5 separate regions of the Homo sapiens genome follow, and all the other regions are linked to region 5. The links are chromatin loops, found by intact Hi-C in ENCODE. Cell type or tissue: endothelial cell of umbilical vein. All regions are shown on one strand. Region 1 overlaps LOC124904186 (a long non-coding RNA gene). Region 2 has its middle 150 kb from the start of MIR4422. Region 3 has its middle 190 kb from the start of LINC01755. Region 4 has its middle 250 kb from the start of MIR4422. Region 5 overlaps LOC124904185 (a long non-coding RNA gene).

Region 1 (5,000 bases), 110 kb after region 5:
TACCCTGTACCCAATGTGTCAGACTTCTTTCTACCTCCCCAACCTCACTGCAGCACCCCAACCCACCCAGACATCTTTGCTTTCAGGCCTTCACTTAGGACTTTCCCTGTGCTTAGAATGGTGTTTCTCCTTCTGTACTGACCAACTCCTTCTTGGCTTTCAGTTTTCACTTAGATGTTAGTGCTTCTAAGATGCTATAGCCCAAGAATCCCTTCCATTGTCCACTTGGAACCTTCTGTCTCATCACTTCCCCCCGTCTGCTTATTTGTCCTTATAACTTCTTTGCTGAATCCTATTCAGACTGATGTGCCATTTCATTGTGGGATGGATCAGTCTCCAATCTGGAACTTTTGGAAGGTGCCATTCTCATCTCTCTAGGCCATTCCTGCTTACCCAAGGAAGATGAGTGAACAGTCAGCACTCAGTTTATAATACGAGCATGATGAACTGATACATCTCCAGCCAAAAATGGTGGTAAGAAAAATTCTTTTCAGTTCTCTTAGCATGGTGGCCCTATTATGGGTATAATATGATTTCCTTGAAGTCTTGTAAAATTTTGACAGGATCCCCTAAGCTGTTCTTTGGGGAATTTTCTCTAGGACTTTGTTCACAAGGCTGAACCTCAAGGCTCTTAATTATGCCACAGGACAGCAGGGAAGCAGTTGAGGAGAAGAAATTAATGAAAAGGATTCTTATCATAAGCTCCCTCTCTAATTTGGGGAAACAGAAACCTCTGCATGTTTTCTCAATAAGCACTCTATCAGAAGCCTTCTTATCCTGACAGGCTTCACTCTTTCATAAACACAGCAAGAATAACCTCTGGACACTGGCCTGCCATAGTCAAGTATGAAAATGTGAATTCCATGGGTCACTGTTTTTGCAGCCGCCAGATGTGGATGAAAGAGGAAGGGTGTTTTATTGTGTTTTCTCAAGAAACAGAGAAAGGTCTGTCCTGAGATGGGCCTACTTTCCTCCCACACAAGTGGCCACCATGTGGCCAGAGGACAGCTAGCTAATTTGCAAGATTAAGCTTTTCCAAATATTTGGAATTGGTCTATTCTGTCTTCAGCTAATAAAATAGATTTTTGCTCCAAAATGGATTTAGGAAGCAGACAGAAGAGCTCCTAAGGGCTTGTTGGCAAGTTACCTGTTAACAGGTCTGTCAAATGGATACACAATGGGTAGGCTACATGTGGACTGTCTCCAACTTGACCTCTCTAGGATGCCTGCCTTCATGCAGCAGTTCTACCAATGGCAGATGGCATCCAGTGCCAACCGATGCTGAAATGCCCAGGATATAAGCTTCTGTTCTCTGTCATTCACTCATGCTTAAGAAGTGAATACATTGAAACAAGCATACATTAGAAAAACACATGCACAAGTGAGGAATCCACATTAATTGCAAATATCTGACCTAATGATTCATTCATTAGTTTAATATTGGGTGTCTACTATGTGCCAGAGACTTTGCCAGGTATTAGGGGAACAGATGAAATAAGACGTGGCCCCTGCCATAAAGGAGCTTATGGTTTATTTGGGGAGACAGAGTTATAAACATCTATAATATAAAGTGCTATAAGCTGCAAAAGAGCTTTGGAGAAGGAGCCCCAGGGTCTGTCTGGAAGAGGCAGGGGAAGTTTATAGTAGAAGTAGGCCTCGCATTGGGTCTTAAAGAATGAGTAGGCAGTTTCCAGTGGGGAAAGTATGTTCAGGACAGAAGCATAGACCCTTTAGAGAGCATTCTGTGTTTGGAGAATGACAGGTTGTTCATGTGGCTGGATTGTGAAGTGGGAGGGAAGGCAGAGGTGGCTTGGGGGAAGACAAGGGCCAAGTCCTCTGGGCATTAGTCATGCTAATTAATTTATATTTGGCTCTGTAGGCAATGAGGGGACACGGTGGAGCACTGAATCATATTAGTGGAAGAACAACATGGTCATGCTACAGTGTAGAAAGTGGTTTAGAGGTGAGTGGGGCAATAAATATTTAGTCCAGAGAGTGAAGTGCAGCTGCCAACAACTAACTATAATACAGGGTAATGAGCTTTAATACAGCGAGCTGGGGCTCTTCCTTTCGCTCCTCAAATCATTCTCTCCACCCTTCACCATGCTCTGTGCCCCAGGGGGGATGACCTGTATGGACTGTTCCGATGGGCTTCCTATCGCTCTGGGTCTAGTTGGGTTCTGCTCATAGAAGCACAAGAGGGAGATGGAAAGGAGAGAGGAGAGTGAAGTCAAGGTATTTATTCCCTTGGGTGCTTCCCTGAGGTGTTACCTTCGGCTGATTTTGTTCCTTGATGGAAGTCATAGCTTCTCTTAAGGTGGCCCTCTCCGCAAAACTCTTTCCTTCTGCATTCCAGTAACCCCTCCTGTCCTTACTCCTTCAGGTGTAGAGATGTTAAAAGCCTTGCTAGCATTTGAGTATGATGCTATTCCTTGTGGTTTCTCTACATTCTGCACACATCTTCCTAAATCATCCTTTATTAAATCCTGTTTGCATTGTCCAAATTTGAGTAGGTTGTCATTTCATGGTGGGGCCCTGACCACTCTGTACAAAGTGGCACAGGAGTAGGGGGCACAGAAAAGTTAGTTCTGCCTGGAGCAGGGAAGAAGGGATCAAGAAGAAGAAGAGGCGGCACTGGAGCTCTGTACTGCAAGATGAGATGGAGTTTCCTAGGCATCAAAAGTATGAAAGGCATCCTGGACTGAAGGAACAGTAAATAAGTGAATGGCAGAGTGAAGGAACAGGGCATTTGTAGGGAGCAGCGACTGAGAGGAGAGGAGGGGCCTGACAAGGGAGGTGAGGTACTACAGGAGATGAAGGGGCAAAGATGAAGTTGAGTCAGAGTGGAAGAGCTTTGAATGCCAGCTTAGGAGTTTGTGCTTTCTTCCAGAGGAAAAGGGGCAAGAATGGTGACCACACTGGGAAATGAGTCATATGAGGAGTGATAGGGGATATGTGCGTGTTTATCTTGGAGAAAAGACTTGGGAGTATGATCGTTGTCTTCAAATATGTGGAGGATCTGGATAACGATATGGCACTATGTATCATGAGTTCATAGTTTTTGGCCTGGGAATTCTATGTCTAGGAATTTAGCTGAAGGAAATAATCCGAAATGCAGACAAAACCTTCTGGCCAAAACCATCCATTGCTGCATTATTTATAATAACCAAGAATTGGAAACAACCTAAATGCCCAGTGACAAAAGAGTTGTTAAATTAATATGGCAGGTCTTTGCAATAGAATATTATGTGGTTGTTAACACAGAATATACAAAAAGTTTAAAGGTGCAGGAACATGCTTTTAATACGTTAAGTGAAAAAATAGGATATAAAATGTCTATATAAAATGATTCAATAATATATAACAATAATATGAACTAAACAAAGATGTCAAAATCTTATTCATAGCTATTGCTGTTGATGACATTGTGGGTGACCAATATTCTCAGGCTGTTCCAAAGATCATTTGTAAATAGGAGTTGGGAGCTCGTAATATCATTAAGATAAGTATACAACTTCCCAAGTGAAAATCATTGAATGGGACCCCTACCATTTAAACATATATTTTATGCTGTTTGTTTATCACCATCATCACCACCACCATTGAATTTATTGAATGGGTACCATCTATTAGGCATCTACTATTTTTTCCTACAGTGTATGTCTCTTTATCCTTTTGACTTTGTAAAGTTTTATTTTTACTTGCATTTATGAGACAAGAAAACCAAAGCTCAGAGAGGTCAAGCAGCTTGTCCAAGATTATTCTACAAGTAAATTTCATAGTTGAGATTTGAACCCAGGACATGTGACTCCAAATTATGAGGCTATACTGCCAGTGCATTACTTTTGTATACTCACATCATTGTCTCCAGTCATATGTCACCGGCTAGAAGTTTTTCACAATAATGAACTCCAGAGGTCAAAATGGTACATCTTCTTGGTAATACCTTATAGATGCTGACTGCATTTTAAGTAGGTGACTCAAGTGGGACAAAGTCCTAGGAGCAGGAGAAAGATTCATAGAAAATGCAGTAATAACTTGTTTAAGAAAAGTGATAAATAATATTGATGAGCTCTTATCATGTGTCAAGCAATATTCTAAGTTTTTTTACATTAACTTTTATAGCACTCTATAAGCTTAGTACTATTACAGTCTTCATTTTACATATGAGGACACTGTGCTTAAATAGTTTGTCCAAGATGACACAGCTAGACAACATATACAGCTCACTACGCTTTCTACCATGCAATACTGCCTCTGGATACTTGTGTAATGAAGTAAAAAAGGAATTTTTAATCTTAATGGCTAGACCCAGAATTTTTTTTTTTTTTTTTTTTTTTTTTTTTTGAGGCAGAGTCTCACGCTCTCTCAGGCTGGAGTGCAGTGGTGCGATCTCGGCTTACTGCAACCTTCACCTCCCAAGTTCAAGCGATTCTCCTGCCTCAGCCTCCTGAGTAGTGGGGATTACAGGCACGTGCCACCAAGCCCAGCCTTATCTTTCTTTATTAAAATACGTCGATAGGCCGGGAGTGGTGGCTCACACCTGTAATCCCAGCACTTTGGGAGGCCAAAGTGGGCGCATCACCTGAGGTCAGGAGTTTGAGACCAGCCTGACCAACATGGAGAAACCCCTTCTCTACTAAAAATACAAAATTAGCCGGGCGTGGTGGCGCATGCCTGTAATCCCAGCTACTGGGGTGGCTGAGGCAGGAGAATCGCGTGAACCCGGGAGGCTGAGGTTGCGGTGAGCTGAGATCGTGCCATTGAACTCCAGCCTGGGCAACAAGAGTGAAACTTCGTCTCAAAAAAACAAAACAAAACAAAACAAAACCCTCAATAAACTATTTTGGAATAAAAGTTTTAGCAAGAGCTTCAGCAACAAAAGAACAGTCAAGCTTCTCTGCCTGAGAAAGTGAGAGGAGTTTGTTTTTCTCTCTAGAAAAGGAGAAGGGAGGGAGAGGTGCAGAGATTGCAGCATGGGTGGGAAAGCCAGCAAGCAG
Region 2 (5,000 bases), 1.0 Mb after region 5:
ACTAGATGTGACATGCATGACAGTGTGAGCCACACTGTACTAAGTCTTGAAAGGGGGCACAAAGTTAATGTGGTTTGTGCCCTGAAGGGACTCACAGTCTAATGAGAGACAGGTACAGACAGAGATGACCTTGATGTGAGACAGGCATGTGCTCCTTGTCATAAGTGGCCACAGGGAGTGTGCTTTGGGCATACGATGCTAGGTTCCAGGAAGGAGGAGGTAGCGTTTTTCATGGGCCTGCAGGATGGCTGGGATCGCATTCAGGAGGTAAGAGAGAGACAGACAAGTAAGCCAGGAGAAGGGTCAGGCTGTGGGTATGGGAGCTGGGAGGTGAGGGCCTGAGGAAAACACGCAGGGGCCTAATTGTGTAGAACAGAGAGAGTGAAAGGAGAGAGTGGTGAGAAACAAATATAGAAAAATACACTGGGACCAGGTCACAAAGCAAATCAGGGCCACTGATGAGATCACGGTCAGGAGAGGCAGAATGGAAAATTCAAGAGGAAAACTCCGTTTTAAGAGTATAGTCCTTAAATAATTTTTCTTGAAAATCAGTTTCCACTAACTCATTATCCTTATGCCAAATATTATCATATGAGCATAGAAAATTACACTAAATACATCTTTATGATCCTAAAGTTGACGATATTAATTTTGATCTGCAATGAATATTTAAAAATAAAATTCTATACTTTCAATCTACCCAATATTTCTGTGGTCATTTTTCCACATTTAGATAGAAAAGTCATGACTATTCAATGTCTATGTCTAGGTGAGGTGTACTCTTGGCATTTCAGGACACACCCTTCCTTATTACTGTCCCTCCTTGGAGCCTCTGCACCTGCTGTGCCCACTGCCTGGAACAGTTTTTCCTCTTCCACTGCCTCTTTCATATTTTCATATTTTCCTCTTCCACTTCCATCTTTCATATTTCAGCTTGAACATCACTTTCTTTGACTCTCCAGTTCTGGGTTAGGTCTCCCTATCTACATTCTTGGGGTGGTCAGTCTTTCTTATTAACACTTAAAAAATTAAATAATTTAAGGGTACACTCAGATGTGAGGGGGTGATCTGGCTGTGACATCTGTCACCCCATTGATTGCCAGGGATGACTTGGTTGACCTGGCTGGCTAGGCGGGTGTCCCCTTCCTCCCTCACCGCTCCATGTGAGTCCCTCCCAAAGCTGTGTGCTCGGTCAAAGAGAACGACCATCTCCGGCAGAGGAGGACCAGGCTTTGGTCAAGGATATATGAGTAGCTGCACTCCCCTGCTAGAATCTCCAAACTTAATGGTACACTCATGCACACATGTTTAAATTCAAGCAATCAAGGCCTACATCTCCCACTTAAATGGAAGCTCAATGAGGGCAGGAGCTTTTTGTGTCTGAACTGTTTTTGCATGTAGAGACAATCAGTAGGCATTTCTCAAGTGAATGAATGTCACTCCCTTTCCAATTATGATTCCAAGAAGTTTTTAATAATTCCAAGATTTTTTTTAAAAAAAATTTGTTTTCTCAAAACAACTATCAGGTAAATTTTTACAACAATCATGCCTTCATTTTTATTTGTATTTGATTTTTCCTAGTCTCCTTACTTCTAGAAAGAATTTAAAGGAAATTTATGTACAAGACAACAGACCTGAGAAGCTTTAAAATTTAAGAGGACCTATATTTGATGTACAAAGTGATTTAAATCCATGATCTCTGCCTAGACTGCCTGGGCAGGACTAAAGCCCAGAAGATTCCTTTTCCCTATACTATTTGCAAATGTGCTTCTTCTTTTGGGTAGGCCTTCTGAGTAGTTCACCTTAAAGCTACATGAGGAAGGGACCAGGGCTTCACTAACTCCAGGTGCAGTGTATAAAAGCATGCTATCAGTTCAAATCTTTGGGATTAATTATTGCCTCAAAAGCCTTGTGAAGGGTTTATTATCCCCAATTAGATGAAGAAACTTAGGCCCAGAAAAGTGAATGACTTTGCCCAAATCACAAACTGAAGAAATGGAACAAAAGTGAGCTTTTCTGGGGAACTAAGACTAGATGCTTACTGCTCTCTGCTGCCCCCTATTGGTGTGGAGAAGAAAGAGCAAGCCTCTCTGGGTTTGCTCCAGAAACGAGCCCTGTTTTCCCACAGTGGGCGAGGGGCACCGGGCATCCTGGCACGCATCCCCTGCCAGCTCCCCTTGCCTTTTGTCTCCCTGCTCTCCCACCCCACCAGATCCTCAGGATCCCTAATTGCTCCAGTTTATGGGCTAATAACCAGAATCCAAGAATTGGAGCAGTGGGTTTAAGGGCCAGCAGGGCCAGCAGTGCCAGGCTCGCTGGACACACTGCGTGGCCTCTTCATTTCAGCCCAGTGCCTTGTCACCTGCCCTCTGAGTTCTAGGTGCAGCACTGGGAGAGGACCAGAGATAGGCAGAGCTCAGCACTAATCCACATGTGTGTCCACAAAAGGGCCTCACTCCTGCACAATAGGGCCTGTTTCCTTCTCTTAGACAGAAGCGGGATAATAGTGGCTTCACTAGGACATTGTGAAATTGAAACAAAATTCTAAGTTAGGTACTCAGAAAATGTCCACGTCCCTCGCTTCCCTTTCTGTTTTTGCTGGCAGTGTCGGCAATGACTGAAATATCGATTTCTCTCCTGCCCTGCTCCTAGGCAAGGGCCTTAGGGCTGATTTTCTGGCGGTGAAGTCACTGGACGCAGAGCCAGGAGGATGAGTAACTGCCTCTCTCCTGCTGAACTTCATCTTCTACAGGTGTCTGAGGCAGACGCAGCTCAGGCTCCTTGGCCCAACCCGGAATCAGGCCCTCACACCCAGCATGTGCTATGAGCTAACAAAGCAATCACAGCCAATCGTGGCTATAAATCCCCGGTGTTTATAAAGTCTTTGTGTATCTCTAAACTTGAATAACCCCAAGTCCCATGGGACTAGAGAAAACAAGCTACAATTGTTGTTTACCCATCAAAAGCGCATTCTTCAGAGGAATGAGGAGGCCAGGGCACAGATGTTGCTCAGTAAAGAAGCCAATGGCAACTGGGGAATGGTTGCAATGGTGAAAAAAATCTGATCAAACAATGCTTTTACATGGGATGAAGGAGAGAGCAGGGCTTGAAACAAAGAAATCAGCCTGGATGGCACTAAAGCCCAGAAGATTCCTTTTCTCTGTACTATTTGCGGATGTGCTTCTTCTTTGGGGTGGGCATTCCAAGTGGTTCCCCTTAAAGCTACGTGAAGAAGGGCCAGAGCCTCGTTGACACCAGATTCAGTGAGTTATAAAAGCATGCTATCAGTTCAAATCTTTGGGATTAATTGTTCTTTTGGTGAAGATGGAGAGAAACAAGTTTGTTACCCAACCAAGAGATGGGGCCAACATGGCAAGGATAGGAGCAGGCTGGGGTTCAGGAGCTCACCCCAAGCACCCTAGTTATCAGTTCTAAGGCAACAAGCCAGCTCAGAGACAGCCTCCCCAGGTAGGTAGACAGTGCTGAGCCCTGCTGGTGCTACGTAAGCTTGGCTCAGGGCCTGTTGGGGTGAAATTCTAGGGCACTGGAGTGGGTGGGGATGTCAGAGAGGAAGTGTACTTTGAGAGAACATCTGGTGACAAGATCAACCCCTTCATGAGTAAACTGAGGCCAAGAGCAGAGAAGAATAACAGCCAATCTTGCCATTCATTTGATTCATATTACTCAAAATGAATGGACAATTGCAGGCCTCTTGAATTTCAGTGCAGTGCCATTCGTTCTGAGCTCTTTACTCATAAGAATAGAATTTAAGGGTTGTCAGGGCCTGAATCTAATTCTGTGATGATAAAAGTGTGAGCTGTATGATGCCAAATTGCCTGCTACCCACTCATGTAGCTGGAGTTAGTATGTATCTACAGGTTTGTTTCTTCCCAAAAGGCTTTCCCAAACTCCTTCTGCTGAGCATGCGTAACTCCTTGGTTTTCTTTTAAGAGAAAGAATGCACTGCTCCATTCCATGAAATCTAAGTGGGGCTGTTAGTCAGTCTTCTACCCGCTTAGCCACAAGATTGAGGGCATGTGACCTGAGTCTAGCCAATCAAAATATTCTCTCCTGGCCACAGTGATTGGCTTGGATATGGGCAAGGCCAAACATAGCCAAACCTAGCCAATCATAATATTCTCTCCTGGCCACAGTGATTGGCTTGGATATGGGCAAGGCCAAACATAGCCAAACCTAGCCAATCAGAAACCACTCCAGGACTTGTCTACTAAAGTTAGCTGGGAGGCCAAGCTTAATAATCTTCATAATCTGAGAAGCCTTTGCTTCAAAACGAGATGTTTCAGTAGTTGAACTATCAACTACAAACCTAGAATGACTTTACAGCTCCCTGCCACCATATCTCACATTTGAAGAACCTGTTTATGTGAAAGCCTAGAAGAGAAAGGAAGGAATTGAACCTCCCAAAACTGGGTTTAAGCCAACTTCGTAACTACGATGACTTTCTCGGTTAAGAGTTACTATAGTAAAATAATCATATAACTTTGCCAAAGTTAATTTACATGTTAGAACCCTTTCTATCTTCAGGGCATATCCATTTCAATTAGGCTTCCAAGATGCTATGTCACCTATCACAGAACTCCTTCACTTTCATGACCACACCCTAATAATTGTTTTTTTAATGAGCTCATTAGTACTTTACATTATCTCCCTGATATTAACAACTAAAACTCACACAAACACAATGGTATGAACTATTTTACCTGCCATTATCTTAATTTTAATTGCTCTTTCATCATTATGTATATTATATATAATAGATGAAATTATAACCCCTCCCTTACCATCGAAACTATAGGACACCAATGATACTGCAGCTATGAATACACAGATTATGGAGACCTAAAGTTTGATTCGTCCGTAATTCCTACAACAGACTTAAAACCAGGAGAACTGTGGCTACTTGAAGTTGATAATCAAGTAATCCTCCCCATAGAAATATCAATTCGCATCAATTGCATCAGAAGATGTTCTATATTCAT
Region 3 (5,000 bases), 270 kb after region 5:
ATTTGCTTGCATTCATTCTTTGCATTTTGTTCCCTTCCTGCTACAATGGTGTCTAGGTAATTACTAAGGGCCTCCACATTTAACATTCAGTGATCTGAATGAATTCACTGTACACTATGCTATAATTCATCTGGTGGGAAACTGAATGCCAAAAGACTGTTAGCTTTAGTAAGTGGTTACTGAGTTGCTTGGTTGTCTAGGCAGTTTGGTGGTGGGAGATTCTGTTTCAACGTCTGTCTGGGGAGGCAAACAAACAAAGCTTTAAACCCTGTTGACACGTGTGCCCTGGGTGACTCAAGATTCTGACAGGAAGATAGTCTCTGGCGTCCCGTTACCTTACGACTGGAGCAATGTTCCACTGGATGTGGAATTCCTTGGAGAGGAACAATGTGGTTAGTTAAATTATGGGCAACTGTCTTTAGGATGCAAATCAGGAAGGCAGTGGGCTCAAGGTAGACACTTAGGGGAATGGGTGGTTTTAAGAGACTCTGAGTCAGGTCTGAGGGAATGAATGGAGGATATGTACCATGGGAAATCATATTATATGCTCTGCAAAGTGAAAAGCAATAAGTAGACCACTTTTATCTTTTCCAGTTTACCACATCCTCAAATTCACACCACACACCTACAGATATAGTTTATTTTCCAGCGCTATAGGATTCTTGCCATTCTTTGAATGCAGATCCTCCCATAAGGTATTTCACAGTCTAGGTAGAAAGGCATATAGCAAATATAATAATGGCACTGCCCTTTAGTGTGTGTTACCCAAGGTAAGTAACTTATTCTTTCTGAGTCTAAATTACCTCTTCTGTACAATGGTAATGATAATATTATTTACCTTACATGGTTTGTGAAGAATAAAACATTTACAAAATGTCCAGCATATAAATAACACGGACTAAATATTTCCTGTTAAAAACTAAGTTACTTGCAAATACCTAAGCCTCAAAATATAGAACTAGAACTATGTTCCAGTGGATGAACTAACATATACTGAGTGCCAATTATGTGTGATGTACTTTGCTAGGCTCTTTCGTACACTCTTATTACATGTAACCCCCATGAAACCCTCGGGACAAAATTATTTCACAAATCAAGTTTCAGAGAAGGCAAATAACATGAATAAGGCCTTGATGGTGTACCATTTTAGCATTTGATTTACATAGAAAAATCTTAAGGACAACAAGAAAAAAAAGTTTTTTTTTTTTTTTTTTGAGACGGAGTCTCACTCTGTCACCCATGCTGGAGTGCAGTGGCATGATCTCGGCTCACTCCAACCTCCACCTCCCAGGTTCAAGCGATTATCCTGCCTCAGCCTCCTGAGTAGCTGGGATTACAGGCACGCACCACCATACTGGGCTAATAATTTTTTATGCATAACATAGCACACACACAATTGATCAATTCTATCCCATTAAAATTAGAGATTTCTATTTACTAAAGATATCATAAACAGGGCTAAAATTAAAATCCAAAGCTGGAAGATATTTGTAATATATACATGACAAAGGATTAGTATCCATAATACACATACACACACACACACACACACACACACACACACACACATTCTCCTAAAAATTCTTAAGAAAAAGATCAAAAACTTAAAGGGCAAATAAGCAAAAAATACAAACAGGACTTTTACATAAGAGAAAACATATGTGTTTCATAAAGTTATGAAGATATTCAAGCTGATTGGCAATTGAGGAGATGCACATTGAATACCTTTTTATGACCACTAGGTTGACAATAAAAAGTTTGACAATGTCACTATTTCCAAGAATATGAAGAAGAAAATTATCAAACTCCATGGGAGAGAGTGTGAGTGAGTATACTAACGTTAGAACGTAATTTTGCCTTGCTTAGAACAGAAGAGTGACACTCCTTATGACTCAGCACAGCCAATTCTAGATATGTTCCACTGATAAATTTCTGTCCAGCTGCACACAAAAACAAGGTCAATATGTTTAAAACAGCGTTATTCAGAATAGCAAAAACAACAACAGCAACAAATCCAAATGTCTACCTGTGGTAGACAGATAAATAAAGTATGGTATAGCAGCACATTGTACACCAATGAAAATGAATAAACCACAGCTATACTAGCAACATAGATAAATCTAAAAAAAAGTTCAGCCAAAAAAGCAAGTCATTGAGGAATACATTCTGTATGATTCACTACATAAAGTCCGAGACCAGGAAAAATAAATGGACAAAACAACAAAAAAGAAAGTGATTAACATTAAGTTTAGCTTAAAAAGTTCCTCTAGTGTGGAGGGGGAGATGATATCAGGGATGACCATACACGAGGGTTTTAAAGTTCATGCACTCTTTCATATGTGTGATGTGTTTCAAATGAAAAAAAGATTAAACAAACACTACCTCATTTCACCTCCCAAATCTCTAGCATTGAGTCACAAAAGACACAGAATGAAATTTATAATACCATATGATTTATATAAGTTAAAGACATATACACACCCAAGCCAACACTACATATTTTACAAGTAAGCATAAATATTTAAGGACATATTTCAAACTCATTAACATGAAGGCCTGTGGCAAGAAGGGAAGTAGGAATCAGACAGGGGGAAAAGATAGAATGGGTCAAGAGAAGTGCCATGAATGAATTGTTTTTAAGTTATGTAGGGTTATTTATTCCAACTATGTTCCCAAAAGGATTTCAGGAGGCAGAAAACATGGCAAAAATATTATTGTAGTTCTCCAATCCATGTTCCGCATCTTTGAGGCATTTAATTTTCTAGATTCCATGGAGGTCAACAGGAACGTTCTATATTGTAAAGGAATTCAAATGATTTTGACAAGGAGCAGTTTATTTTCTGAAAGCTAAGCTGGGTATTAGGGAATGGCAGGCCTTGGAATTAGAGAGGGAAGCTGAGGACAGAACGTGTGTTGGGCATGACTAGGGCATTTTCACGCTTCATTCCTATCCCACGAGCTCTGTTTTTCCTCACCCTGTCAGGACTGAAGGGAAGGAGAAAGCAGGTGCCCCCTTTCCCAGTCTAATATTACACAATTGATCATACAGAATGGAGTCCCTTGCCAAGCTAGATGGAATGCAGGTTTTTTGGTTGCCCTGGTAGAGCCACAGCTGATTGCTCACTACAGATCCTGCAGTTTATCCCAAGGGTTTGTTTCTTCAGCTACTCTGAGGCTTCAAGCAAAGAAGAAATGGAGTAGGATGGTCCAGATTTCAGGACCACCACTTGGCCCACATACCTGCTACACAGACAATTTGCAAGAAGAGATAACTAAAGGAGTGAGGATTCCCAGAAGAGGAGTGAAATCAATGGCATAGAAAACATGAGCAGATAGATGGGTTTACCTTAATCAGCGAAAGGAGAAACCTCTTTCTTGTTATTTCCAAGATAGGAGTAACAGATGTAAGACATGAAGATAACTTCATATATATATATATATATATATATATATGTGTATATATATATATATATATATCTTACATCATATATATGAAGTAACTTCATATATATAACATAAATATGAAGATAACTTTATAGATAGGGGAGGGAGGGAGATCATGATGAATGCTTCAATTTTCTTGCAAAAGTAGACAGTTATAGTTGGATACAAAACTTTCTGCTAAGTGCTAAAAAGGCTAAGTCACAGAGCCTTAATCCCAAAAGTTTGCATTCTACTTTCAAGTGCTCAACTTACATGTATATATAGGGCAACCTATGCATGTCTAAGGATACTAAAAAAAGGGTGCTCAGAGGAAGGACAGAAACAATCAGTGTGGCTTGGCATAGTCAGTGATGGTGTTAGACACACCCTTGGTGCTCCATTTGCCCTTGCCCTTCACCCACCTCTAACTTCAACTACAGTTGTAGGCAGTTCAGAATCACTTCCCTCTGCCAGAGTCCCTGTCTTTCAGCTTCTTCCTTCAGGACCCTGGGAGCATCTTCAGCCTGCTGGAGGGCACAACCTGGGGGAGATGTTACACCTATGTTTTCTAGTTTGTAGAGAGTAAAGTCTATACACTTTACTTCCAATGGGTGAGTAGCTGTAAATCTTTGCCTGCAGGCTCTCTCTGACAGCAAGACCCCACTCTGTCTATATGCTGGGAATGAAGGAAGTGCCAGGAAATTAAACTCCCACCCCCAACCCATGGCATAAACCTCAAGTGATGACTTATGAAAGTGGTGGATAAAGTCCCTCCAGCCAATCTCTCTGCAGGGATAAATCTGAGGCATGTTTCTACACTGGCAGCTCCCCAGCAGGATTCAGCTCCAGCTGCCTATAGTGGTAACTTGCCTGCTCTCACACCCTTGATTGGCTTCCTTCCTTCACACTATCAAGTTCCCACTCTCCTACAGGTGCTTCCTTGCATCACCTCTTAAATGACTTTCACTCGAATCCTTGTCTCAGGCTCTGCTTCTAGGACAACCTAAATAAACTAAGACAGTACTGTGGGGGCAACCCTCATTCAGGAACAAGGGAAGGGGAACAAGGAGTGAAGAAGCCTATGGATAAATGCTCCAGTTTCCTATACAACTGGTGGATAATTGTGGAAGGCATGCCTTACATTTCTCAGGAGGTCCTGGCAATGGCGACCTTGACAATATACCTTATATTGGTTTTTCCTTTCCCATTTCACTCATCACACACTCTCACTTCTGCTTCTTGGGATTGTTCTCAAGTAAATGACCAGCATCTGGGTCTCTGACTCAGGCTTTTGTTTTCTGAGTAACTCAAACTAAGGCAGAAAGCTTTGTGGGAAAGAAGGTGTAAAATGAGCTGGAACATTAACTATGGATAAGAGTTAAGGGAAAGGTCAGAGAGGATGCCAGGCAGGAAAAGAAAATGACCAAAGGTAGGGAGGTAGAACCGGCTAGAGCATTTTCAACATGCCAGATCCCCAGAAGGCTCTTGGTGGTAAGCTGTGAGGAGAACACCAGAAAGGTAATTGTCTTCCTTTCTTAGCCTCTTGAGAAGAAACTGCCTCGCCTGAATTAGCTGGC
Region 4 (5,000 bases), 930 kb after region 5:
TCTTCCACCCTTTTAGACTCAACTTTTCAGGTCTTGATCCTTAACTGCTAAGTCTCCTCAAGGTTTTTCCTTCAACTCCCAGCTCTTCTTTCCTCAAAAACTATTAATAATTCTACTTGGACACATCCATATCCATGTCTCTAAAAAGCATCCATGTGCTTGTGACTCAACAACAGTCTCTCCAACCCAGAGCCCTCTCCTAAGCACCAAGCCTGTCTATGGAGCTGCCTGTTGGACATCTTCACCTGGATGTGCCAGAAGCAGCTCAAATCCAGCATGTTTAAAATTGAACTTGGCATTTCCTCCAGACTCTGCTCCTCCTCCATGTTCTCCACTCCAGGGAATGTCCCCTCCATCCACTCAGGCATTCAAACCAAAAACTGAGTCCACCTTCTGGTAGGGTTGAATCATGAGTCCTGGATCCAGGGGGAGGCAGTCAGTTGAGAGAATGCAAAAGTCTGAAAAACATCTCAAAAGACTAATCTTAGGTTTTCCAATAGTGACGTTATTTATAGGAGCAATTGGGAAGTCACAAATCTTGTGACATCTGGCCACATGACTCCTGAGCAACAAGGGATTATAGAAACACAAGTTACGGAGCAATGGCTGGTTATTGTTTAACTACATCTATTTTTAGAAGAATTCACACCCCTCCTATAATCTTAATTTTGTGGCCTTTCATTACTTACAAAGGCTGTTTCAGTCCCTGAACAAGGAGAAGATCAATTTGAGAGAGAGACTATTATCATCCTCTCTTTAAAGTTAAACTATAAACTAAATTCCTTTCATGGTTAGCTTGGCCTACACTCAGGAATAAGTGAGGACAGCCAGCCTGTGAGGCAAGGGGCAAGATGGAATCAGCCATGCTAGACTTCTCTTGCTGTCCTAATCTTTGCAAAGGCAGTTTCTCTCCTTCATCCTCACTTGTCACCAAGATCTGCCCATTCTACTTCCTTAAAATCTTTTAATTCCATCCAATTCTCTACATCCTCTTATCTGCTGACTTAATTCAGGCCAGTATCATCTCTGGGATAGATTAATGTAGCCTTTGAGCTGGTCTTATCTACAGTTTTTTTACTTTCTGCTTTGGAACTAAAGAGGAAGAAAAAACAATTTTTTCTTTACCCTTTATAGTTCTTGATTAGAATGGAGCTCTGTAACAAAAAACAGATTAACAAGAGAAAAACAAACAGAAGTTTGACAACATGTATGCTTCATGTATCCACGGGAGAGATACAGAGAAATGAGTGACTCTCAGTGAAGTGGCTTTGAATGTGGGCTTAAATACCATGGTTTGTTGAAACAAAGAATGCTAGGGGGAAGGCTGGTTATGGGGAGATGCCCAGGAAAACATAGTAAGCAAGGGTAAGGTTTGCTAAGGTTTGTTATGCAGGTTTATAAGTCAGTGCTTTCACTATTGGTAAGAGTCTCTAGTGGTTTAGATGCATCTTTCTCTCCTGGTACAGAGAAGGAGACACCTTTGCAAATAGAGATTTTTCTTTATCGGTATAAATTTCCCCTACAAAGGGGTAACTTCTACTCTGTTTTCAGAGTGTGTCTGCAATTTTGCAAAACAATCAGCTCAAAATAATCCTTATGCCAAAGAGGCATATTCTGATCTCCTATGGTCATATTTGGGGGTGTCATATTTTCTTCTTTTACACAACCAAAGACGCAGAGTGAAAAGAATTCATTTTCTCTCCCACCTTCAGCTCAAATCATTTCAGACTCTTCCAAAGACTTCAGGGCAAGTTCAAAGTCCCCAGCCTGCCATTCAAGGCCCTGCCAGCCGCATCTTCGGCCCCATCTCTGACCCTTCATCTATCCACTCTAGTCTGTTTGCAGTCCCAGAGCTCTTTACTTCTCTTTTCCTGGGACTTTGCCTGTGATAGCCCTTCAGCCTACAGTACATTTCTGTCTCTCCTTCTACACTTAGCTAACTTCAACCCATTTTTAAACACAGCTCAGTTACTGCCTTTTCAGGAAGTCTTCTCTGACTCCCAGGCTGAGTGAAGGGCTATGTGTTTTTACGATTTAACCCTATTGGGGCCTTCCCCTCCATGATGTGCCAAAAACAATGAGCAACTTGACAGTTTTTCACTCAGTGTCCCAAGCCTAGTACATGTAAAGCATTTAGCAATTTTTTTTGTCAATAAGTGAATGATTGATGGGTGGGAGGAAGGAAAGAAGGAAGGAAGGAAACAATAGCTGGGTGAATGAAATCATCTGTAACTCTTAATTTCACTCCACATTATAAATCTATAATGCCCTCTAGTGACTGATGGGTTAATTGTACATTTTAGAAGCTACTGGGCCAATTGGCAGACATGTATTGAGTACCTAATAAAAGAAATCCTCAGTGCCGACTGAGCACTATATGAACTGACGGTCTACTAGAGCAACAGCACATATACCAAAGAATCACTGTACTCTGGGTGCTATGTAAAGCAAAAGGCCAGGGAAAGTTGCAACAGCAGGAGTGGGAATAAACAGACCAAGGTTCTGCCAGCCACTAGCTGGACACATTTTCTAGCTACCCTAAGCCTCATTTTCTCATCTATAAAAACGGGGGTCATAACACCTATTTCTCAGGATTGTTGGAAGAATTAAAAGAGAAAGTATTTGCTCCAGGCATGTGCTTTGTTCCTCACGGAGTAGGCCCTCAACAAAAGCTACCTTCTTTTCTCTCTGCCTGCCTTCCTCGCTCATGAATCTGCAACTCCCCCTGGGACCTATTAAAACTGAATTGAGATGAGGGAAAAGCACCTCCATCCATGCCTGGAGAGCCAGTACATGTTAGCTGGTAGAAATAGACACCCTTGGTTTTAAAATGTTGGTGTCTCCCAGGGAGTCCGTGTGGTACCCAGGAAAGCCAGTCCTGGGAACTGCACCCCATCTTCTCCGCAGGCAGCGAGTTGAGTTTGTATGTTTCTGAAGCATTGCTCTCCTTCTTAATCTAACCAGGATTATGAACCCTGGTGTTGGCCCAGATTATTTTCTTCTAGCATCTGGAGATGATCATGGCATTCTCTTCTTCCAAGCCTTTGTTTGCTGCCCATAGGCCACAGAATACAACTCCAACTCCTCAGCATGACATGCAAAGTCCTCTGAGGCCTAGGCTCTCCTCTCCCTCTGCAGCCTATCTACACCCTCTACTCCAACTATACTGAGCCTTTATATGAACCACGGTCCCAAAAACACCTTGTTCTCTAGCACTTCTGGGTCTTCTTTTTGCTGTTCCCTCTGTCTGGAACACTGTCTACAGTTCAGTGCCTGGCAAAGTCATCTTCATAGTCTAAGGACCAGCCCAAGCCCTTGAGCAGATTCCCCAAGTCAGAGGCAGAAATAATGAAGAGGAGGGTGCTGAGCAGTGTGTAATGGACAGGCCAAGCAGCTTGGCTGCTCACTCAGCCATTTGTTCAATGAAAATACTGTGCCTCAATGCCTGGCTCTGCGTGCAGCTCAGAATTACTCTGGTGAATAAGCAGGGTCAGTCCTTGGCCTTACAGTGCTCATGGTGCAGTGGAGGAACCAGGCAAATAATCATACAAATAAATAAATTAGTATACACTCTGGAAAGTGCTAGAAGGAGAAAGTTCTTGGCGCCATGACAGGAGTATCTAATAAATATTAGGGGTCAAGAAATGGTATTCATGCTGAAACAAGGAAGATGCTTAGCCAAAGGAAGGATGGAGAGAAGAGAGTTCCAGGCAGAGGGAACAGTATGTGCAAAGTCCCCAAGACAGGAAGGAGTTTGGATGTTCAAAGGGCTAGAAGAAGGCAGGGGTGGCAGACGGACACAAAATGAGGCTGGTAGGGTAGACATGGGCCAGATCATTTAGGACTCAGGAGCAGAGCGTGTGGAAAAGAAAATAATGGGAGCTAGAAAGGGAAGTCAGAGGCAGGTCTTGAATGCCACACTGAGAAGTTTGTGCTGTATCGTTGAGGTACAAGGAGCCAAGACAGGATTTTGGCATGTCACTTCAGCAATTAAAAATAAAAACAACCAGAAGTGTGCACGTCTGATGAAGGGAAATGGTCCAGCCTGGAAAGAGTTAACCCCTTCCTTCTCTCAAAATCTTCATAAGCCCAAGCACTCTGAAAAATAATAAGCTATCATTTATCAGCAAGGTTCTGCAAGGTAGCATTTAAAACTGAAAAAAGGCAATAAATCAGGCATATATAATTTAAGCCCTGAAGTATAGTAATTCTTCTTTTAATGCAACATCTGGTATAAATAATGCAATTTGCAAGGGAGAGGGAGCAGTGAGGGCTACGCAGAGCTTTCATTATTGTGCAAGCAGCACTTAAAGCCCCATTTCCCTCCCATCTTTCCAGCAACACCAAGGACTTAAAAAAAAAAAAAACATGATTATTATTCCCTTGGCTGGCCAAAAGGGGAGTCAAGTTAATTATAGACTTGTTTGCCGGTTATTAATTAAACCCCAGCTAAACATAAAAACACAAGGGAAGTGCCATTTCCCGCTCCGTGCTTCTAGCCTCTTGCAGCTATGGAGTTGACGTTCTTGCCTTTGCTGTCCACCCCATGTCCTGTTTCCTCTGCACATTTTCTCAGGAGGGCCCCAGGGCCTTTGCCCTGTGTGCAAACAAAATCTTATTTTTAGCTGGGAAGGAACACAAAATTGAAAGCTCTAAAACAGCAGGGGGACAATAGAAGGAAGCTTGCAGACACTGACCGGTCAGTGACACCCAGGGTTCTGGGGCTGCCACACCCTCCTTCCCCTCCCAGGTCTGCAAGCCTCCTCAGTCTTCTTTTGGATGTCCCCCAGCTTCACCTGCACACTTCCCGTGAGGCAGCTCTATAGAGGGAGTGATCAGAAGGAAGACCTTTGTGGTATATGGACCAGATTTCCCAACCTGCCCCCACTTGCCAGTGCCATGACATTGAGTAAGTTACTTCACCTCTCCGTGCTCAGTTACCTCCTCTCTAAAATGGAGATAGTAATAGATCCACCTCTTAGGTGTGCCATGGGCATTAA
Region 5 (5,000 bases):
CATTGTGAGATTATTCATTCATTCAAAATAGGTCAGATATGGGATAAAAGCTTCAAAAGCTATTCCTAAGAAATGACTATCTAGTGATGGATACGGAGAAGTAGATTGTAACAGACTGTGATAAATGGGGAAAAAACAGAAGGTAGGAAGGACAGAGAGGGAGCACTGAATCCAGTGTTGCTTGGCGTGGTTGTGGTGGTCAGAAATCATGGGTTGCTTCCTGGAAGAAGCATCAAAGCATAGGGCTTCCTCCAGGAAGCACTGAGAAGGGAGAGGCATTAGCATGCAGAAGAGGTGTGCAGCAGGGATGGTGTTCCAGGCAGAAGTCTGTGGACAAACATGAGCATGGAGTGGAATGGGGTAGCGGGAGGCAGACCAGGCTGAAAGGGGAGCAGGGGCTGAACAATTAAGGCCATGAAAGCTGTTCTAAAGTTTCGACTTTATCAGAGGTCAAGGGAGAATCGTGGGAGGGTGTGAAGCAGAGGAAAGGCATGAGCACCACGCATTTTCAAGCATTTTTGGCTGCTTTGTGAAAAACAGACCAAAGCGGAATGAGGCAGGAAGTGGGGACAAAAGTCCAGAGGCTATCACATAGTACAGGTGAGAGATGGTAGCAGCTGGGTTGAAGGAAGGCTGTGGGGTTACGATAAACAGTCACCCGTGGAACTGGGGGATGTTTGTGATGTGGTCACAGGATCCTAGGGGAAGAACAGAATGTTATTAGGTGCCAGATGCTTCAATTGCCTCATGTTATTTCTAGTAACATCCCTGTGAGGTGGGCATGGACCTGACAGGGTGAGTGATGTGCCCACAGCTGGCAAGTGGTAGTGGCAGAACTCAACCCCAGGTCTGCCTATCCCCAGACCTGTGGTTTGTCACCACTGGATCATGCAGTTTTCCTAAGTCAAATGTAACAAGTTATTGCTTATCATATTTAAATTAAGACCCATAGAAGTTTTACCAATTCTGGAAAATTTAAATGGAGTGATAAATGCACTGAAGATAAAAGACTGAAGAAAGTTGTTGATTGATATCTTTGGAATGACCATCAGCATCCATCTCCTTCTGTGAAAACCCCAGCCACCATCCTCTCTGGGATTTTGAGGTCAGGTGTCATTATCACTAGGAAGTCTCCCTGGATTCCTACTTCCTCATCAACATTTATTTTATTTTATTAATTAAATTAATTAATTAATTTAGAGACAGAGTCTCCCTCTGTTGCCCAGGCTGGAGTGCATGGTGCAGTTTCAGCTCACTGCAGCCTCTGCCTCCCAGGTTCAAGCAATTCTCGTGCCTCAGCCTCCTGAGTAACTGGAACTACAGGTGCATGCCACCACACCCAGCTAATACATATATATATATATATATATATATATATATTTAGTAGAGATGGGGTTTGGCTGTGTTAGCCAGTCTGATCTCAAACTCGTGACCTCAGGTGATCTGCCCTCCTTGGCCTTCCAAAGTGCTGGGATTACAGGTGTGAGCCACCACATCCGGCCTCCCACCAAAATTTAGAGCACTCATTACCTTCTTATCATCGCCTCTTCACAGATCTGTTTTTCTTGCTGTCCTAGGAGCTTCTCGAGGGCACAGACTGTGTTTTCATCACTGTGGCATTCCCAATGCTTAGCGGGGTATAATACACAGTATTTGTTAAATATTGGATGAATGGATGAATGCAATCACGTTAGTGAAGGTGATACTAATAGAATCTGTTTGTTTTGGTTGAATGTGCAAGTGGAGATAAGGCTTAGTTGGTGTCCATTATCCCAAACATTTTACCTTTTGTTATGCCAAGTGTTGAGCCTTCTCTTGTTCTGTGAAATCATAAAAACTTTCTGTTTGTGTTCCCTCTTCCTCCTAGGGAAACAAGACTGCAAAGCAGCGTCCCCTTTGTATATATTCAACAGAGTTCTCCCTTTGCTGTTGTTCTCCGGGTTCTTTTGCACAAATTACATGTTCCTCCTACCCTGGCTTTAATCATCACAACCTTGAATCCTCATCAAACTCTCTGCCTATCTCAAACCAGTGCTTAAAGGACACTCTTACCCTTAGAAGAAATGGTATAATTTTCATAAACATGGGTCATTTCCCCCTTGCATAAATGTCAGATACAAAACCGCCACTTAACAAGATGTGCCAGAAATACAGAATGTCTGAACAAAGGCTGTTGACAATAGCATCTTTTTTCCTTTTTTGTAGTTCTGTGAAATTGCTCTCCCAAAATATTCCTAATGCTTTATTTACTTCAGTGTTGGGTTTATTTTGGGATAAACTTTCCTGAAGCTGAATCTTAGGATGTGATTCTTATCCTGGTCACATCCTGGGGAGTTGTTTTGTGACTTTTTTGAATGGGCCCTGGCTCTTCCAGGGAGCCCCTGGTGCTGAGGAAGAGGCAGGGGCCAGAGGATGTCAACTCCCGTGTGCGGAACACAGACAGAGATGACGAACCATCAGCTTCGGTGGAAATACTCCCCAAAGGAGAGCCTGCGCCGCCTGGTCTCCAACAATGGCAGAAGTGAACCCAGCTCAGACTTTATCAATGATCTGTTCCGGAGAGTGGTGTGTCTCATAGTTTCCAACATCTGAGTGATTTGTGACTATTAGGAATTCAGACACTGGATGATTAAAACCGCTGGTGCTGGGAATTTTCTCATTTCAGGAAATTTTGGTTGTGAGGCATGCTGGAACCTTACCAGCCAGCAGACACGAAGGGGAGGAAGTCCAGGCAGGGCCAGGAATGAGACTGTGGGAATTGACCAGAAGGCGGCACCACGGCTTAGCTTTCATGTCAGACAGATCTGCGTGGGCACCCTGCTTCCCTGAGCCTCAGTTTCTTTGCTAGCAGAGTGGAGGTGATGAGAGTTGAATTAAAGAATGTCATGCCTGGCACGCAGTAAGGGCTCCAGATGGGAGTTCTCCTCTCTTTTCTTTCCCTGAGTGGCTAGAAGTCTAATGAGTGTCTTAAGGGTGAGGTGAACTGAGGTTTTGTCTAGCCTATGGTTGGTCTGACTTGAGGGAAAGATGGTCTTCAGTGAGAATCTAAGCTAGAGCTTGGAGTTCAAGAGACTCGGCCTAGCTCTGAGAGATGAGGGACAAGGGCTGGCCAAAGAAAGATTGTCCAGATCCCAAGGCCTCTGGGCTCAGGGTTGGGCTTTAATCTGAACTTTGATCAGTGAGGAAGCTGACATAGCCCCAGGTTTATCCTGGATTATATAGTATAGAGCCATGGTTCTCAGCGTGGCCTGAGGACCCTGGAGGAACCTGAGGTACTTTTAGAGGTTCATGAGATCAGAACTATTTTTATAATGCTACTAAGATGTAATTTTCCCTTTTCATTGGTTGATGTTTAAACTGATGGTGTAAAAGCAACAGTGGTAAACAGCTGGTGCTTTAGTTTGGATCAAGGTAGTGGTAGCAAACTGCAGTAGTTATCATTGTATTATTCACCACCACATGTGCACGGTAGGAAGAAAAAAGTCAGTTTCACTTAATGTCCTTGACGAAGCAATAAAAATGATCAAATTTATTAAACTTCAGCCTTCGAGTGTCTGGCCTGTCTTTTTAATGATTGGTGTGATGAGATAAGAGTATGGGTAAAGCTTTTCTGTTGCCTACAAAAGCACAGTGGTGGTCTCAAGGAAAAGCACCAGAGTGAGTGAGTGAGTTGGGAGCTGAAGTAGCCATTTTCTCCATGGAAAACCATTTTCCTGGAAAGAACGATTGACAGACACACTGCAGTTATTCAGCCATGGGTAGTTGGCAGACACACACCCACACACACACCTACACACACCCACAGACACACGCACACACATCCACCCACACATATATATATTTAAATGATGAAGTCAGAGCTGTTACTTCAAGGAAAACAAATGACAGTATGTACGGCCAATTATAAAATTTGAGAGTTCAAATGAAAAACTGGGATTTTGGAAAACTTGTATCCTTCACTGTGAGCTGGTTTCAGATTCCACATGGCAGTGACCCTTTAAAAATCCACCACTTGTCAAGTTTTGGTGTACTATCAAAGAGGAATGTCCACAGTTATCTGAATAGATTATTAAAATACTTCTCCCTTATTCAACTTCATGATGTGTGAGGCCAGGTTTCTTCATATCCTTTAATCAAATAACACATGACAATAGGCTGAATGCAAAATATATGTGAATCTGCTTTGTATGTTAATAAGTCAGACATTAAAGATGTTGCAAACCTGAAACAATGGCATTCTTCTTACTAATTTTGCTATGGATTTTTTTTCATTAAAATTTATTATTTAGATTAACATGTAACAGATTTATTACTGTTATTTTAAGGGAATCGATAAATGTTTTTAAAAGTTCTCTAATTTCTGACTTGATAAATATTACTAGACATGACCCACATAAACAAAACCTCTTTAGAATCCTGTCATTTTTAAGAGTGTAAAGGAGGCTCAGTTCAAATCTTGGTTCTGCCATTTACCAACTGTGCTATCCTGGGCAAGTTACTTAACTGCTCTGTGCCTCAATTCCTTTATCAATCAAATAGAGATAATTTTAACCTATCTCATATAGATAAGTTGTAATAATTAAGCTTAACATATATAAAGTGCTTAGAACAGCTCCTGGTATATAACAAGTGTTATATAAAGATTCTAATGATAATAGTTACTATAACACAGCATTGTAGTGCTGTGTTATAATAGCTATTGGTTATGGTCTGTGTTCCAGTCTGTTTTCCCCACCTGAGGCCTTGGGGCAGGCTGTGTGGCTCCCCCAAGATCAGGGTCTGCTGTCTCTGATTGATCTCTGAGTCCTAGCACAAAGCTTGGCACCCATTAGGTAGTCATAAAGTTTGGTGAGGAAATGAATGAGTAGTTGGGGGAAGGCAGGACAAATTCCAGACATTCCTGATAGGCAACGAAGTTCCCCTATGAAGAGGCTAAAATCCTAAGTGGTAAGAGTGAGACTGTAAGTGGAGGTGGAGGCACAAACGGGAACTGGATTGAG

What was found. Hi-C counts contacts between places; a loop is a spot of excess contacts. Peaks named below come from ENCODE experiments on the same cell type or tissue, not always from the same donor. Only the 100,000 strongest peaks of a DNase experiment are listed, where the experiment ranks them.
Region 1: it touches region 5 in a loop (3.0-fold over the local background); 5 of 110 quality-filtered maps call a loop at or near these places.
Region 2: it touches region 5 in a loop (4-fold over the local background); 6 of 110 quality-filtered maps call a loop at or near these places.
Region 3: it touches region 5 in a loop (10-fold over the local background); 2 of 110 quality-filtered maps call a loop at or near these places.
Region 4: a loop joins it to region 5, with 4 times the contacts of the local background. A loop is called at or near these places in 2 of 110 quality-filtered maps.

Annotation. Positions count from the first base shown.
Region 1 is chr1:56,299,939-56,304,938 of GRCh38, reverse strand. All of the region lies in intron 1 of LOC124904186 (a long non-coding RNA gene), which reads left to right. Among named protein-coding and RNA genes, the nearest start is that of LINC01767, 110 kb to the left of the region's middle. In endothelial cell of umbilical vein, no CTCF peak of the experiment used is centred here; a DNase peak (open chromatin) is centred at 2,928.
Region 2 is chr1:55,372,904-55,377,903 of GRCh38, reverse strand. It overlaps the pseudogene MTCO2P34 and the pseudogene RN7SKP291. Among named protein-coding and RNA genes, the nearest start is that of MIR4422, 150 kb to the right of the region's middle. In endothelial cell of umbilical vein, a CTCF peak has its summit at 2,052 (motif pointing left); no DNase peak of the experiment used is centred here.
Region 3 is chr1:56,135,255-56,140,254 of GRCh38, reverse strand. No RefSeq gene overlaps it. Among named protein-coding and RNA genes, the nearest start is that of LINC01755, 190 kb to the right of the region's middle. RefSeq lists an enhancer at 4,760-4,849. In endothelial cell of umbilical vein, no CTCF peak of the experiment used is centred here; DNase peaks (open chromatin) are centred at 2,024, 4,344 and 4,704; H3K27ac peaks cover 1,783 bases.
Region 4 is chr1:55,476,194-55,481,193 of GRCh38, reverse strand. No RefSeq gene overlaps it. Among named protein-coding and RNA genes, the nearest start is that of MIR4422, 250 kb to the right of the region's middle. In endothelial cell of umbilical vein, a CTCF peak has its summit at 2,286 (motif pointing left); a DNase peak (open chromatin) is centred at 2,173.
Region 5 is chr1:56,409,395-56,414,394 of GRCh38, reverse strand. LOC124904185 (a long non-coding RNA gene) reads left to right here. Exons shown (of 2, transcript XR_007066106.1): 2 at 1,868-4,228. Among named protein-coding and RNA genes, the nearest start is that of LINC01767, 3.1 kb to the left of the region's middle. In endothelial cell of umbilical vein, a CTCF peak has its summit at 2,740 (motif pointing right); a DNase peak (open chromatin) is centred at 2,664; H3K27ac peaks cover 1,219 bases.